2 separate regions of the Homo sapiens genome follow, and region 2 is linked to region 1. Evidence: chromatin contacts called from ENCODE Hi-C or POLR2A ChIA-PET data. All regions are on one chromosome and are shown on one strand. The core of a region is the stretch at or near the end of the contact, and the rest is flanking DNA. Distances in the headings are between cores, read along the strand shown.

Evidence for each region. A loop is a pair of places that touch in the nucleus more often than their neighbours do. ChIA-PET counts read pairs that join two places held with the same protein, here RNA polymerase II (POLR2A). Pooled maps may share reads with other maps.
Region 2: a loop to region 1 is called in a pooled map, with 3 times the contacts of the local background. The contact joins two enhancer-like sites. A Hi-C loop is called at or near these places in 2 of 50 pooled maps. POLR2A ChIA-PET finds 5 or more read pairs at or near these places in 2 of 52 experiments (GM12878 and activated CD4-positive, alpha-beta T cell).

The regions. Positions count from the first base shown.
Region 1 is chr12:110,530,538-110,533,449 of GRCh38, forward strand. RAD9B (RAD9 checkpoint clamp component B) reads left to right here. Exons shown (of 11, transcript NM_001286535.2): 11 at 1-2,912. The coding sequence ends at 116. It overlaps PPTC7 (protein phosphatase targeting COQ7), which reads right to left. Exons shown (of 6, transcript NM_139283.2): 6 at 2,708-2,912. Among named protein-coding and RNA genes, the nearest start is that of RAD9B, 30 kb to the left of the region's middle. RefSeq lists an enhancer at 1-33. Within about 2 kb of position 1,519, at least 3 of the 41 ENCODE cell types and tissues checked have a DNase peak (open chromatin) inside an H3K27ac peak, as active enhancers do.
Region 2 is chr12:110,726,482-110,729,393 of GRCh38, forward strand. All of the region lies in intron 3 of PPP1CC (protein phosphatase 1 catalytic subunit gamma), which reads right to left. Among named protein-coding and RNA genes, the nearest start is that of PPP1CC, 15 kb to the right of the region's middle. Within about 2 kb of position 1,455, at least 3 of the 41 ENCODE cell types and tissues checked have a DNase peak (open chromatin) inside an H3K27ac peak, as active enhancers do.

The sequences.
Region 1 (2,912 bases), core at 269-2,768:
TCTTTGGAGCAGTTTCTTCTGACCAGCAAGAACACTTCAACCACCCTTTCGACAGTCTGGCAAGAGCAAGTGACAGTGAAGAGGACATGAATAATGGCAGTTTCTCTATATTCTAATGCTTAATGATGGCTGAGCTGGGCCCCAGCCCAGTGACTGGCTCATTTGCCCCTCAAGCACGAGTTTGCATGTTTAGTGTCTAAAAGAGGTTGTCCAGGACTTCCTTTTAATGGAGGATGGGCTTTTAAACCACATCATCTTGTACAACAACCATATCTAGAAATAGCTGTTTGTCAAGTGTATGTAACTTGCTTTAAATCCATTATGCTACTTGTGAGGCAGAAGAGTTTTCTGTGAAGGAAAAAAGCCCATTAGAGTTCTTCAATTCAATGCACGTTCACCCTAGAGCTTTTAACATCTTTGCTAGTTTTATAAAGGTATTTAAACTTTATTCAACAGCCATTTAGAGTGCCATCAAGATGGCTTGAAATGGAATTTTGTGATTTGTAGTCAGGTATCTTTTGTATTTGATTGCAAACATTTGGATTTTAGTTTTCTCATGTAATACCATGGCCTTTTTTGTGCATTGTTTTTTATATTTTAAGACTTTAAGTAGAATAAACCCTGGAAAAAAGATCAAGAGTAAAAATATATAGTCACTTTCACTTGGCTTTTTTAGACGGAGTCTCACTTTGTCACTCAGGCTCAAGTGCAGTGGTGCAATCTCTGCTCACTGCAACATCTGCCTCCCAGGTCCAAGCGATTCTCCTGCCTCAGCCTCCCGTGCAGCTGGGATTGCAGGTGCGTGCCACCATGCCTGGCTAATTTCTGGTATTTTGTAGAGACAGGGTTTCGCCATGTTGGCCAGGGTGGTCTTGAACTCCTGGCCTCAAGTGATCTGCCCACCTCGGCCTCCCAAAGTGCTGGGATTACAGACTTGAGCCACTGCGCCCAACCTGGAGTGTTTTTACATATTGTAAAATTTTATTTCCTAACCTCAAATTGTTCTGATTTTCAGATGTGATTTTTTATTTTGCAGTGTGCTGCAGGAAAGAATTTAATGGAAGTGATGCCAAATATTTCTGTATTATCTGACATAGAACAGTATCCTCCACTGCCAAGACAGCCTGAGTTTGGAGTGGAATAAGGTGGAAGACAAATGTCTCTGTTCTTTGGCCCTTTAAGAGTTAGCTTTTTACCTGCACAAATGGACTAAAAAATCTGGCACAAAACATTGTTATGTAATGTCTTATGATGTGTGCCTCTCCCTCCCCCAAACCTGTTTACAGTCAATTATAACCTGACAAACGAGACTTTTGTAACATATTATTGTTACATCTTTCTGAAACCTTCAAACCGTAAGGAAGTGTTAACTGGCAAGCAGTTGTACTTTAGACTTTGTGAGAAATTCATAAAGGTGGCTGAGTGGATTTGCATGCTTTAGAACTGTGAATAGAGTTCTAACTGAAACCAGAATTAATTTGGCTCTTGTAGCTTAGTAATGAGTCATAGCTACCCACAATAACCTAATAAAAACTCAAGTTCATCCCAAGATGTTCCTTAGTGAATGAAAATGGGCCTTAACCAAGCTTTTTGTGGTAACTGGCAATGCCCACATAATTTCAACTAAGTCCTTTCATCACATGGTAGGGGAAGATATATGTATCTTATGCTTACACTGATGATTAACACTGAATTTCTGGTATTTCTAACAAATGCAGATGCCTACACAGGGAGCTTTTATACACAAAAGTAACTCTGTAGGTCTCTTTGCTGAGGATAACATTTCTGGTTCATTCATTGAAGTAGGCAGAGGGGTTTAGGTCTTAAAGGCATCATCATCAGTAATAGCCTGGATGCAGCATTGGACTATTATTATAGTTAATACTGGCGGGGTGTAGTGGCTCATGCCTGTAATCCCAGCACTTTGGGAGGCCCAGGTGGGCGGATCAGTTGAGCCCAGCAGTTCAAGACTAGCCTGGGCAACATGGTGAGATCCCATCTCTACAAAAATTAGCTGGGCACTTTGGATTTTAGAATTTGGATACAGAGTGCTAAGCTGAAATACAGTCATGTGCTGCATAACAACGTTTTGGTCAACGATGGACTGCACAGACAGTGGTGGTCCCATAAGATAATGGAGCTGCCCTATACAGGTGTACCATTTTTTTGTCTTTCATACCATAGTTTTGCTGAAACATTTCTATGTTTAGATATACAGATGCTTACTGTTGTGTTACAACTGCCTACAGTATTCAGTACAGTAACATGTTATACAGGTTTGTCGCCTAGGAGCAACAGGCTATTCATATAGCCCAGATGTGTAGTAGGCTAGACCATCTAGGCTTGTGTCAGTACACAATGATGAAATTGCTAAGGATGCATCTGTCAGAACATCTCTGTTAAACAACACGACTGACTGTACAGCAGATTTTTTTTGTAGCTTCCCTCTATACTATACGGAAGGTGCAAAGCCTCAGCTGGGAAAAAGTTCTATAATTTACATTTAATTGTCCGTCCATTTTGATGAATTTCTGAGGAAGCTAAACTGATGTAGTGAAGCAGCTGGAGCCAGTTAAAGTAGCAGCATATAATCAGTGCTAGAATGACTAGGAGGCTTGGAAATGAGGACCTGATAGTGACCAACAAACTCAATGTCAAGGGCTGGTGTCTCATTTAGTTACTATTCAAACCAAAAGAAGCACACAGATTAGTATAAATACTATATTTATTAAATATCTTTACAGTTTATTTAAATGTATTTACAGAACTATTCCTGCATAAGTTATAATTCAGACATCCAAATTCAGGTAATTGCCTCTTGGGTAATAAGACAAATAATGATAGTCTCAACAGAAAAAAAGCAGCTCATTAGTATACACACAGATTCTAATTTGCTTCATTATTTAGCCATC
Region 2 (2,912 bases), core at 205-2,704, 200 kb after region 1:
TTGCAGTAAGCCAAGATCGCACCATTGCACTCCAGCATGGGCAACAAGAGTGAAACTCCGTCTCAAAAAAAAGCAAACTCCTTCTTACGAAAGGCTGAAGGGCAATCTCCAAAAACCACCAACTCCCATTTCCAACAGCAATACTACTACTACTACCACCACAGGATGAGTATCCTTAATCCAAGATGCTCCAAAATTTGGAACTTTTTGAGCACTCACATGATGCTCAAAGGAAATGCTCACTGGAGCATTCTGGATTTCAGATTTTTGGATTAGGGATGTTTAACCAGTAATTATAACACAAATATTCCAAAATTAAAAACAAAAACAAAAAACCTGCAACACTTCTAGTGCCAAGCATTCCCGGTAAGGAATACTTAACCTGTATTATAAAAACAGAGCTGCTGTCTTAGCTCCCCAGTGACAGTGACTTCCTCTTTCCCCAAGGTCAGCTTCACTTCTGGATACTTTTTTTGAGGTGGGGTCTCACTGCATCACCTAGGGGGAATGAAGCGACGCAATCTTGGCTCACTGCAACCATGGTCTCCCAGGTTCCAGTGATTTTCCTGCCTCAATCTCCTGAGTGTCCGCGACTACAGGTGTGCACCACCACAGCTAATTTTTGTATTTTTAATAGAGATGGGTTTTCCCCATGTTGGTCAGACCTCCTGACCTCTTGTGATCAGGTTGAACTCCTGACCTCAAGTGATCCACCCACCTTGGCCTCCCAAAGTGCTGGGATTACAGGCGTGAGCTACCACGCCCCGGCTTTGATTCTTTAGTTATGCCACATACTCCAGCTTCTCCTGCTGATTCCTGCTGGCTTCTCCATCAAAAATCAGTTTGTTTCCTCCTTTTCCCTCTCAGCACTTTAAGCGTGGGCCTGCCTCTTTCTATTCTCTCTTCATTTCCTCCCTAAGGCTACCTCAGACCACTAGGAACATCTGGCTCCTGAAAGGTTTAGCCAGGGTAATCGCCTAGCTTCCAAATCCTAAGATTCTGAGCCATAACCTGTAATGCGGTTTCGCATTACTGTACATCAGACAGCTACGGCAGCAGAAACAGATCAACAAACACTCATGTTTTACCCAACAACATATACCTCAGCCTTTCCATCACATTTACAAAGTTAAAAAAAAAAAAAAAAGAAATGGTAGTATAAAGTACTTATGTACCTGGAAAACAGGCAGTGGTTTTTAAATTGTCCCATGAAAATCAACATTTGAATACAACTTTTCATTTTAATAAAATTAGTTAAGTATTTTATATATATATTAAATGTCTGCAAGCCTTCAACCAAAAGCCACCTATGTCAAGGGCACTTTCATGCCCACAAGTAGACTGGATGGCAAATTATATCTGCCTGATGAGAGAGAGGAAGCTTGAGCATAAGATCTACAAATTGTGTTGATGACCAAACAGGAGTCGAAACTGATACCAACCAACACTGATCTTCTAAGTCATTTTTTAAAGGCCTCTGCATTAAGTAGAAACCGAAACTGATGCAGCCAGTATCATTACATTAGGATACACGTCACAAAAATGAGGTCAACTGGATTTGAATTCATCAGTGCAAACATGAAAAGTATTTGCTGGGCTAACAGCTATGTAAAAGGAATCCTTTAACTCAAGAGCAGGCCAGGCACGGTGGCTCACGCCTGTAATCCCAGCACTTTGGGAAGCAGAGGCGGGCGGATCATGAGGTCAGGAGATCGAGACCATCCTGGCTAACACAGTGAAACCCCGCCTCTACTAAAAATACAAAAAATTAGCCGGGCGTAGTGGCGGGCGCCTGTAGTCCCAGCTACTCGGGAGGCTGAGGCAGGAGAATGGCGTGAACCCAGGAGGCGGAGCTTGCAGTGAGGCGAGATCGCGCCCTGCACTCCAGCCTGGGCGACAGAGCGAGACTCCGTCTCAAAAAAAAAAAAAAAAACAAAAAACAAAAAACTCAAGAGTAACACTTGGAATAAGTATCCAAAACACAGTGTTGGCTGGGTGTGGTGGCTCATGACTGTAATCCCAGCACTTAGGGAGGCTGAGGTGAAAGGATTGCTTAAACCCAGAAATTACAGGTGGTAGTAAGCTATGATCCCACCTCTGCACTCCAGCCTAAGGCTCTGTCTCAAAAACAAACAAAAAAAACCCATCACACCTGCCTTGCATTTCACTACCTAAGGAGTAGTAACTGGCTTACTGGTACTTCTCTGACACAGAATCACTGTTAATATTGAATACCTTTCATGTACAAGTTCAATGCTATCAGTCAGTCCAGAACCCATAGAATTTTTGTCCCTGATGATTCCTGCCACCCCATCTTATCAGCTGGATCTCAAGGTCACAGACCAAGCAAACATCCAGTTGTGGGAAAGGGTGGTAGTAGAAGGGCTCAGTTTGTGAATATAATCTTTCTAGGATGCACTTCTAACAAATGTGCTAGCTCAACATATCTATGTGAATTGAGATGGAAAAACACTGCATCTGGAGACTCTAGGTTACGATGTGGTCTAGGGGAGGGCCACAGGGACAACCCTTTGCTGATATCCCTATAATCATATTAGCAAATGCCAAGTACCTGAAGTTCCTTAACCACCTCTTCACTCCAAACCTGAAACCCGTCCTGGCAGCAATGATGAGCACAAAAGGAAGGTGAAGGTAAAGATTCAAAACCTTTTCTGACTTGAAACCCTTTACTGAACTGATATTTTCAAAGCTTTTTTTTTTTTTTTTTTTTGAGACGGAGTCTCACTCTGCCACCCAGGCTGGACTACTGTGGTGTGATTTTGGCTCACTGCAACCTCCGACTCCTGGGTTCAAGTGATTCTCCTGCCTGAGCCTCCTGAGTAGCTGGGACTACAGGCATCTGCCACCACGCCTGGCTAATTTTTGTATTTTTAGTAGAGATGAGGTTTCCT